Regions from separate parts of the Homo sapiens genome. Here region 2 is linked to region 1. The links are chromatin loops, found by intact Hi-C in ENCODE. Cell type or tissue: right lobe of liver. All regions are shown on one strand. Each heading gives the region's core, and the rest is flanking DNA. Links, peaks and the distances in the headings are about the cores only. Region 1 holds the start of LINC00641 (long intergenic non-protein coding RNA 641). Region 2 overlaps HNRNPC (heterogeneous nuclear ribonucleoprotein C).

Region 1 (5,379 bases), core at 143-5,142:
CCTTGTGGACTGTGTTAAAAAGTTTTGTCATTATCCTAAGGGCAAGTAATGCCAGAAATGGTTTTAAGTTGAGAAGTGCCCTGATTATATGTGTGTTTTGAAAAAAACCCAATATGGCTGTTGTATGAACAAGTGATTGGAAAGAGATAAAAGTGGATGAAGGGTAGACAGGAGGATACTGCAGTAAGCCAGGAGCAAGGTGATGGAAGCTTGGATTGGCATGGTAGCTGTCAAGATGGAGAGAAGTAAAACTATTCAAAAGATATTTAGAAGGCACATGGGCACTAACAGTAGCTATAAAATATGTTCCATCTTTATTTCTAAACAGAACAAATAGACTAATGCATTTACATCCGATTCAGGAGTATGCACGTTCTTAACCTTGGCTATTAGTCTTGAGTAGCACATTTCTTCCTAGGGAAAAAGTTATGTGACCAGATTGTACCTTAATTGTGGGTGGGATATTCAGAAGCTGCTAAGTATGAATGTGCTCAAGAAGAGAACTGAGAATTGCCTTCAAGTTGCAAAAGAGAGGGGGACAAGGCTATGGAACCACCAATGAAGTATTAACACCCAAAAGGCATTTAAAGAAAGAGAAAATAGACAAGTGTACAAACAGAAGGGCAAGCAAGAGGCTGCTATCTGTGTGGGACAAGTTTAAATAGGACTATTCAGATAAACCAAAGCTAGGACAATGCTTCTCAAGACCTACAGAGATTTCTGGAAAATGAGCCATCAAGACATTTGAATGAAGACTACAGACTCCTCAGGAAGTGAGAAGCTCTTGAGGAAAGATGTCCTTACACATTCAGGTGAGTGCTTAAAACAAAGCAGCATATACTTCACTGAGGAGTACTGCCATATTTCTGATCCCCATGCTGGGGGAGTTGGTGAGGGAACAGTAGGGCCATTATGTTGCAGGGGCAATTGTATTCCCAGGTGAGAGGGGATAAAAGAGCAAACACTAAGGCTGTCTCCAGAGGTGCTTGGCTAACAGTGAGAAGATAAAGCTGCTTTGATTTCCCCTGGGGAACTAGATTCTACCAAGGGCTACTCCTGCTGCTCAAGGCAAAGAGCTGGGTCACCACTCAAAGGAAAAATACTGAGGGTCAGTCCAGGATGGGGACAATGGCAGGGCAGATCACAGCATTTCCAGCACGTATGAAAACAACTGTTTAGGCTGCTTTCATACTGCTGTATAAAACCCCCCCAAGACTGGGTAATTTATAAAGGATCTTGTTTGACAGTTCTGCGTGGCTGGGGAGGCCTCAGGAAACTTAAAATCATGGCAGAAAGTGAAGCAGGCACGTTTTACGTGGCAGCAGGCGAGACAGGGTTTGTGTAGGACGCAAAGGGGGAAGAGCCCCTCATAAAGCCATCAGATCTCATGAGAACTCTCACAAGAACAGCATGGGGGAAACTGCCCCCATGATCCAGTCACCTCCCACCGAGTCCCTCCCTCAACCTGGGGACGGGGATTATGAGGATTACAATTACAGATGAGATTTGGGTGGAGAAACAGCCAAACCATACCAACAATTTTGTCAACCAGACCCCAGTGGCACCTGGGACCTTGGGACTGACCAAGCTGGTGCTACAGAAGCTTTTATGGAGAGTGGATATAAAGTTCTGGGGGAAAGCTAAGTTTGGGGGGATGAGTAAACTAAAGTAACGAGAATAATATTGTAGATCTGGGCAAAGTTGGGCTGGCAGCTAGCTCTAGCTGGTTATTTAGCAGACTACCCTGTGGTTTGAGGTAATTTCCCCCAGGAGGGCCAATGGGGACTTTGAAGTATTTATGCCTCTTTAAAAACTTAAGTATCCTTAAAACAGGGAGGGACAATAAATGCAGCAGACACCAAGACATTATGGTCCATAGAAAGGTTAAGCCTGGATGGAAACTAGTAAAGTTGTTAACCAACGACCACACTAGAAATGGAGTCTGAGTCATTGAACTTGACGGGTGGATTCTTGGATCAAGAATTTTGGGGAGGGAAGGCTATGTCCCAAATTCACTGCAACTTCATTATTGTGGCTTGTGAGGGTCTGCAAAAGTGACTGAATCTTTGTCACTGGACCTCTTTCACATTAATGTCCCTGTGGGAAAGACCAAGTCTTTCTTTAGAACTCGTGCAATGTCACTGCCAGGTGCTTGTAATAGTCCATGGCAGGCATCAAGAGTAGAAACTTGGCTAGACACAGTGGCTCACACCTGTAATACCAGCACTTTGGAAGGCTGAGGTGGCCAGAGATCAAGACCAGCCTGACCAACACGCGAAACCCCATCTCTACAAAAAACACAAAAAAATTAGCCAGGTGTGGTGTCGAGTGCTACTCACGAGGCTGAGGCAGGAGAACCACTTGAACCTGAGAGCAGGGGTTGCAGTGAGTTGAGACTGCACTCCAGCCTGGGTGTGAGAGTGAGACTCTTGTCTCCAAAGAGTAGAAACTGTGGTTTTCCCAAGATATTTGGAAAAGTTTGTCTTCTGGGCCAGAAGAAATGGTTTAAAATACACGTTGTGGGTGGGAGAAGCTGTATTTTCTCTATATTCCTGCTTCACTTCTAAAGCCTAACAAAGTTGCATGAAATGGCAGACTTTCAGCTGTTAGCCAGGCACTGCTCAATATGCTCTTGAAACTATTCAATCTATGAAACGACTCTAGCCCTCATTAATAGAATGAAGAGAAAAATGGTATGGGGATATTTTTCCCCTTTTGTTAACTTAGAGAAGTTGCTAGGATCCTAGTCTCTTACCTCTATTTAGGAAATAGTTTATTCAATTTCTAGGACTACAGACTACAGTTCAAAGACACCATTTCCTCTGCCAAGGTCCAAAGCCCATGGAGTTAAGTCAGAACATAGATCAAATTTTTGGCTCTACCATTTGAATAACCATAGGGCTTTGAACAAGGCAATCTCTCTGAAGCTCCTTGAAGCACAGAAATTATTTGCATACGTACGTAATAGAACTGTTGTTTGAGAAACAACAGTCTATGTCAATTAAACGCTGGCCTAACAGGCTGCACACAAAGCCTATAAAACATACTCTCTTCCCTGGGCATGAAGCAACTGATTGACAAGATGGGTTCCTATTTAACAATAGTTTATTCTGTAAGAGGCACTGCTATATGAAGGTGTGAGCAACATGGATTAAGCCTGCAATATCGTCCCATTGAAGACGCCCTCACTAGGGAAATCTTCAATATTAAAGCCTAAGGTCTAGGAAAGAAAACATCAATGAACTCAGGACACACAAAATATTGGAGTCACATTTGTTCATGTACGTTTGAGTTAGTAACCACTAGCAGTACTTGTGTGGAAACTTCTCAATATTCTACAGCACTTAACTATCCAATAAAGTAGTCTCACGTCACACGTCTCTAAATAAAAATTTAAATCTAACTCTTCACACTAGCCACATCTCAAGGCTCAGTAAAGTCACCAGTTGTTATACTGGTCAATGCATCATAAAACACTTCCATCGCCACGAAGTGTTACTGACAGTACTATAGCTTTAACAGCTCACTGTAACATGCGTTGATAACAAGGAATTTTCCCCCTCCCTAACCACCAGATGACTCTTTGGGTGCCTTCTTTACTCTGGGGCCTAGACTTTAATGAGGGTACACCTTGGCCCTTTTAGCTGCCTTCAGTTCTTTGATGAAAACATACCACTCACACATCCTCTTACTGCACTTAATTCTGACATATACAGTCATCCCTCTACTAAACTTATTGGCCAGCCACCCAGCCACCGTTTCTTGAAACCCGTGTCCTTTCCTAATCCTCACCCCTCTTTATCACACAGGGTTTTTTGTTTTGTTTTGCCTTTGGTGAGTAGTTCACAATTTGGGCCAAAAATTGGAATTATGGCAACTTAAAAAACAACGAAGAGTCCCAACCCCAGAGATTTAGTAGGCCTGGAGCACACACCTGGACATCAGAATTTAAAAGCCCATCCCCCTGCTCCCAGGAAATTTTAATGCACATTGACAGTTGAAACCTATTAAACTCCACAAATTTGGTAATGTAATAATCCAAAAGCCACAATTTTCCTAGACTTCTGAAAGTCTTGTAGGAGTTATTTTTGCAAATGCAAATTTGTCAGAGCTTCAGAGCCATGTTTCTCCAAACTTTTATTTCTGAGTGCCACTTGAAAAAAACAATCCAAACATGCTTTCCTCTTCCTATCTGCATTTATCTTGGGTTCTAACTCCTTCCTACTAATCCCTTTGTCATTTGCATTCACCCCCTTACACTGTTCTCCCCTTCCTCTTACTATGCTTTGTAGTTCTACTCACAAAGGGCGTTAACTCCAATGAAGAAGCCCTGCTTTTCAAAATTGAGATTTAACTTGAAAGTTACTAATGCAAACACAAATTCTGCAGTTTTCTACTTTATTTACTTCCTGTCTCCTAACACTTGGAAAGCTTTTGTCTGGTCAGGTATGTCTACGTTCTTTTACTCTGCAGTTCAACTGGCTACATTTTTACTTTATACCAAGTTCTCTCCAAACACTAGAATTCTCCAACAGAGTGCTCCTTCTTAGTGTGAATGAGGTACTCAGACCATAATCCACATATTATATGTAACTCATTTACTGGTCAATCATTTCTACATCATATGTTTACTACTGTCGACTGGTTTTCTGGTCAGGGTACTTTTTCTTGGATGCTTCTAAATTCCTATGAAATGCATTTTTTTGGTCAATGTGATGTGAACTAGGGTCCAGAAACTGAAACTCCATTTGACATCAGTGTAGCTGAATTCCCCTAATAAATAAAAAGGTCAACTGTCAGTAGGAATAAGTATGTTTTCTGGTTTTCCCCTGAAATAAAATTGGTCAGTCAATGCTGACAGGCCAGGCATATGTTCCTGAGCTGATCACATTAAATATACACAATTTCTCTATCCTGCGACTACTTTCAAAAGCACATTGTTTCATCAAGGTTATCTCAAAACACTAGTACTTGCATATAGTGTATCATCTGCTCTACTTCTGTACTTTCTATATTATACACTGGGTTTTGCTTCCCCTAACACTTGAATAAAACATACTGCCAAGTTATAGTAGATTCGTATGTTCACACTTCATGGTTATCTTATGGTTTAAATGATGGTTACGTCTATTGTACTATTACATTCTTCCCAATCCTAATTTGACACCTGTTCATTTCCTTCCAATTTACCACCTTTTTGTTCCCATTTACATTATTTTCCTTTTCTATTACACCCGGTTCCCTCTGAAAAAGAGGATTTAAACCACGTAAGTAATAGGTACTAATCACACAATCTTTGCATGTTGGGGTAATATTAACATCAGAAGTGAAATACAAGAGGAGCCCTCCTTTTGAGAATCCCAAATTTAGCATCCATTC
Region 2 (5,379 bases), core at 68-5,067, 49 kb after region 1:
AATTTCTAAATTATGGATAAGATTTTAGACAGGTATAACAAAATAATAACCTAGCAGCCCAGAATAATTTTTAACAAGGATATTTGGCTTAAAGTTATTACAGTATTCTCTTAAACAGCCAAAACAGGAGATTATATCTAAATTTGAGAATAGTAAAAGGTTTGATTTTTATCACCAATGAGTATAACCATAAGACCCCCAACTCCTAAGAAAATTTCAAAACCTACCTTTAGTAAACAACACTTCCAAAATTCCATACAGGACTGTTAGCAAAAGAACAAATAAACAAAAAGACCCCACCAACCATGTTATCCCCGTAGAAATAAAACAGCATTGAGGAATGCCTTACTCAGTTCTCAGGGTAGTACTTCTGATACTAAATGGACTTGTTGGTCTTTTTTTGTTGTTGTTTTTGTTTTAAGTCTCACAATATCACCCAGGCTGGAGTGCAGTGGCAGTATCTTGGCTCACTGCAACCTCTGCCTCCTGAGTTCAAGGGATCCTTCTGCCTCAGACTTCCAAGTAGCTGGGATTACACACATGCACTGCCCTACCCAGGTAATTTTTTTGTATTCTTAGCAGAGACAGGGTTTCACCACATTGGCCAGGCTGGTCTCGAACTCCTGGCCTGAAGTGATGTGCCCACCTTGGCCTCCCAAAGAGCTGGCATTACAGGCATGAGCCACCATGCCAGGCCTCTAAATATGTTTAGTATTAAAATAGTTAATTTATTAAACGTTTTTGGTGGGATAATTGTGGTTAAGTCCTAATTCTTTTTAAAATACACACTGAAATATCTACAGATGAAATGTATCAAGAATTTGCTTCAAAATAACATGGGAAGGGGGTGGATGGGGAGATGTAGATACAAACAAAAAGGCTGGCCAAGGATTATTAAAGTGAGACAAGTACATGGAAGTTCATTATACTATTCTCTTTTGTGTATGTGAAATTTTTTCACAATTAAAAGATAGCACCAGGCGGGTGCAGTTGCTCACACCTGTAATCCCAGCACTTTGGGAGGCCGAGGCCGGCAGATCACAAGGTCAAGAGATCAAGACCATCCTGGCCAACATGGTGAAACCCCATCTCTACTAAAAATACAAAAATTAGCCGGGCGTGGTGGAGCGTAACTGTAATCTCAGCTACTCAGGAGACTGAGGCAAGGGAATCGCTTGAACCTGGGAGGTGGAAGTTGCAGTGAGCCGGGATCGCACCACTGCACTCCAGCCTGGCAACAGAGCAAGACTCTGTCTTTAAAAAAAAAAAAAAAAAGACTGGCCAGGCGCGGTGGCTCACGCCTGTAATCCCAGCACTTTGGGAGGCCAAGGCAGGTGAATTATGAAGTCAGGAGATCAAGACCATTATGGCCAATATGGTGAAACCCCATCTCTACTAAAAAAAAAAAAAAATACAAAAAATTAGCTGGATGCCTGTAGTCCCAGCTACTCCAGAGGCTGAGGCAGTAGAATGGCGTGAACCCAGGAGGCGGAGCTTGCAGTGAGAGAGATCACGCCACTGCACTCCAACCTCTAGACTCCATCTCAAAAAAAAAAAAAAAAAAAAAAAAGATAGCACCAAAGATGTGCATGCACCTGAAAACAAAAATTACATGTGAATCTCAAACTATACACAGAAATATAGACAACATTGTATCAATGTTTCACTCAAAATCTATCAACATTTTTACTATTCAACTTAAAAACTTAGCAAATCCTTCAGAATAATACAGGGTCAAATCTTAAAGCAAAAGATCCAAAGTAATTCACAAAACTAGAAATTAAGTATTAGTGGCCGCTAACACTGCCAATAAATTGCTAAACTTATTAGCTTCTGGAGAACAAACTTAAGAACTTTTTAAAATGTGCGGCCAGGCGCGGTGGCTCAGGCCTGTAATCCCAGCACTTTGGGAGGCTAAGGCGGGCAGATCACGAGGTCAGCAAATCGACACCATCCTGGCTAACACGGTGAATCCCCGTCTCTACCAAAAAAAAATTAAAAAATTAGCTGGGTGTGTTGGCACGCACCTATAGTCCCAGCTACTCAGGAGGCTGAGGCAGGAGAATGGCATGAACCCGGGAGAGGGAGCTTGCAGTGAGACCATGCCACTGCACTCCAGCCTGGGCTAGAGTGAGATTCCGTCTCAAAAAAAAAAAAAAAAAAAGTGCATACTCTGCCCACCTCCCCGGCAAAAAAGATGTGCATACCCTTGAATAATTATATTTCTGGGGCTTAAATGTAAGAAAATAAAGATATGCACAACTGTAGTTTTGACTGTCCAAAGCTTTGTTTACAAAAGAAAAAATGGGGACGAGTACAACAGTGTATTGGTAAAATAAAATATAGTACAAGTATACAATGTACCATGTAGTATTATAGAGTATATAATACTATGTAACTACTACAAATTTTTCAGAGATCTGTATCTACTAACATAAGCTATTCAGGTTAAATTTAAAATTATTACTTAAATATATATGCTGTATGACAGTGCTTTTTGAAGTTTATATAAGCCCCAAAAAGCCTGGAAGAACACCCCAAATGTTATCTTTGGATAGCTGTATTTTCTAAAAATGTTCTATGAGCATGTATTACTTTATTCGGATCAAAGGTAAGATAAAGATGAGGTACCTCCTCTCCCAAATCCACATCAATCTTCAGTCACTTGACTAGTATTCCTTTTCAAAGGAGTAATAAAACTCCATTTTAGCAAGCTGCGGTGGCTCACGCCTGTAATCCCAGCACTTTGGGAGGCCGAGATGGGCGGATTGCCTGAGGTCGCGAGTTCGAGACCAGCCTGGCCAGCATGGTGAAACCCTGTCTCTTGTAAAAATACAAAAATTAGCCAGGCGTGGTGGCAGGCGCCTGTAATCCCAGCTACTCGGGAAGCTGAGGCAGGAGAATCACTTGAATCCGGGAGGCGGAGGTTGCGGTAGGCGGAGGTTGCGGTGAGCCAAGATCGTGCCATTGCACTCCAGCCTGGGCAACAGAGCGAGACTCTAGTCTCAAAAAAAAAACAAAAAAAAAAACCAGAAAAACTCCATTTTAAACAGCATAGCCATAACTCTAGCATGAATTCCACAAACTTAAGGGTAATAGCATGAGAAAACTTTTCTTCTCGCTCTGAAGCTAGAAAACCCACTTATGTGAAGATTTTATTTAAAGGATCAATATAGGGAGTGACAATGCATTATGAATAGTTTATCCTCTTCAGAATACCTATTTTAGTTAGAGGACTGGAGGAAAATTTTTGTTCAAAATGTACTCTACTAAACTCCTAAATGTTATTCAAGACTAGCCAGAAAAGCCTAAATCTGGTTCAATGAACTCCTGGAGTTTTTTCAGTTTTAAAATCAACTCAGGAGCCATAGGTCAATATAATTAGAAAACAGGAAGAATATTTCAGACTGGTAAAGTCAGAATCAGATTAGGTAGAAATAATAAAAAAAAAGTTCTCTAATTCACTCTACCTCTTACAAATAGCCATGCTTTCTCAGTAGAGAATACATATTTTTAAAATGGTCAAGCTCTCCCAAATGTTGATACAGGCAACACGGTAGTCTATGTGCTCAAATGCTAACTCGACTCTATCACAGCTAAACCTTTTAAAGCAGTTTCTTCAACTATTAACACTGCTTACTAAACCCCTATTACACAGACTAGCTATGCTATTTATGCCCACACAGAATCACAAGAGTTGATGTACATTTTTAAGCTTTTTAATTAGAAGGAAAATACTACCACATTGATCATTATAATAGTCTTAAGCACATAGTACACAAGTTTCAAATCTCCTAAATCCCACTTCTTGCCCAGAGGCAATCAATGTTAATTGTTTGGCATATGTATTTCTGGACATATCTCTTATGTCTTTACATAGAAAAAAACAAATTCTACAGTTGGTGATAAGTGCTAAAGAGTATTTAGGAGAAGGGGAGCTTAAAGCGCTAAATAAGGGAAGACACATCACTAAGGGGGTAGCTTCTGAGTAAAAAGTCTCAGAGGAACTGAGGAACCAAACTGTATGAGTCAGAGAAAATTCCAAGGAAAAGCCCTAAAGTGGAAACATATCCAATGTGTTCAATACAGTTAAGAAGGCCAGTGTGGCTGAAGCACAGTATATTAACAGCAAGGGAAGGGACACAACAAATCACGTGGGATGCCCTGTAAATCACAGAAAAATTTTTGACTTCAATGCTGAAAAAGGCAGCCATTAGGTTGTTTGTTTTCAGGCAAAACATTTTTCAATGGCCAGGCGTGGTGGATCACGCCTGTAATCCCAGCACTTTGGGGAGGCAGAGACGGGCAGATCACAAGGTCAAGAAATCGAGACTATCCTGGCCAACATGGTGCAACCCTGTCTCTACTAAAAATAAAAAACAAATTAGCTGGGCTTGGTGGCTGGTGCCTGTAATCCCAGCTACTTGGAAGGCTGAGGCAGGAGAACTGCTTGAACCCGGGAGGCAGAGGTTGCGGTGAGCCGAGCTCGCACCACTGCACTACAGCCTGGGCAAAGAGAGCAAAACTCCATCTCCCCCCCAAAAAAAAAATCCTTCAAACAATACATTTTAGGATCAATCTAGCTATCACTTTTAAGAACAAAACTAGTGGGGAGGGACAAAAGAAATACAAACCTATTATATATAATAATGCACAGGAGACAAGGGTGGCTTGAAATTGGACCAAGTGTCGACAGTATGAGTAGTGGTATATTTTGAAGAGCTGACAGCATTTTTTCCTTTCTTTTTTTTGTGATAGGGTCTTGCTCTGTCACCCAGGCTGGAGTGCAATGGTGCGGGTGCGATCTCGGCTCACTGCAACCTCTGCTTCCTGGGCTCAAGCGATTCTCATGCCTGTCTCTCAAGTAGCTGGGACTACAGACACTTGCCACCACTCCTGGCTAATTTTTGTATATTTTTGAAGAGACAGGGTTTCACCATGTTGCCCAGGCCGGTCTCAAACCCCTGAGCTCAAGCGATGCGCCTCCCTCAGCCTCCCAAAGTGCTGGGATTACAGGCCTGAGCTACCACACCTGGCCAACATGATTTTCTAATAGGCCAAAGGTGAGAAGAGTAAAAGTCAAGGATGGCTAGCCAAAATCTTTGGCCCAAGAGACACAAAAATTGTTTCATTAACTGAAAAAGGCAACAGTACACAAGAGACTGGTTTGAGGCATGAACATCAGGAGCACAGTTTTGCACTTTTAAGTTGACATATTGGATATTCAACAGAGTTGTCATGCAGGTAAACTGAATTGGTATGACATTCGAAAGAAAAGTATAGGCTGTTGATCTTAAGTGTCGAAATCAGCTTATAGGTGGTATATTACATCATGAATGAATCTGAATGAAATTGGACCCAGAGTGTGGACAGAAAAGA

What was found. Hi-C counts contacts between places; a loop is a spot of excess contacts. Peaks named below come from ENCODE experiments on the same cell type or tissue, not always from the same donor. Only the 100,000 strongest peaks of a DNase experiment are listed, where the experiment ranks them.
Region 2: it touches region 1 in a loop (2.2-fold over the local background); 12 of 110 quality-filtered maps call a loop at or near these places.

The regions. Positions count from the first base shown.
Region 1 is chr14:21,202,677-21,208,055 of GRCh38, forward strand. It overlaps LINC00641 (long intergenic non-protein coding RNA 641), which reads right to left and starts at 4,224. Exons shown (of 2, transcript NR_038971.1): 1 at 3,935-4,224. In right lobe of liver, for the core only: no CTCF peak of the experiment used is centred there; no DNase peak of the experiment used is centred there.
Region 2 is chr14:21,251,916-21,257,294 of GRCh38, forward strand. The region is part of intron 2 of HNRNPC (heterogeneous nuclear ribonucleoprotein C); the gene reads right to left. Among named protein-coding and RNA genes, the nearest start is that of HNRNPC, 15 kb to the right of the region's middle. RefSeq lists an enhancer at 2,395-3,332. In right lobe of liver, for the core only: no CTCF peak of the experiment used is centred there; no DNase peak of the experiment used is centred there; H3K27ac peaks cover 946 bases.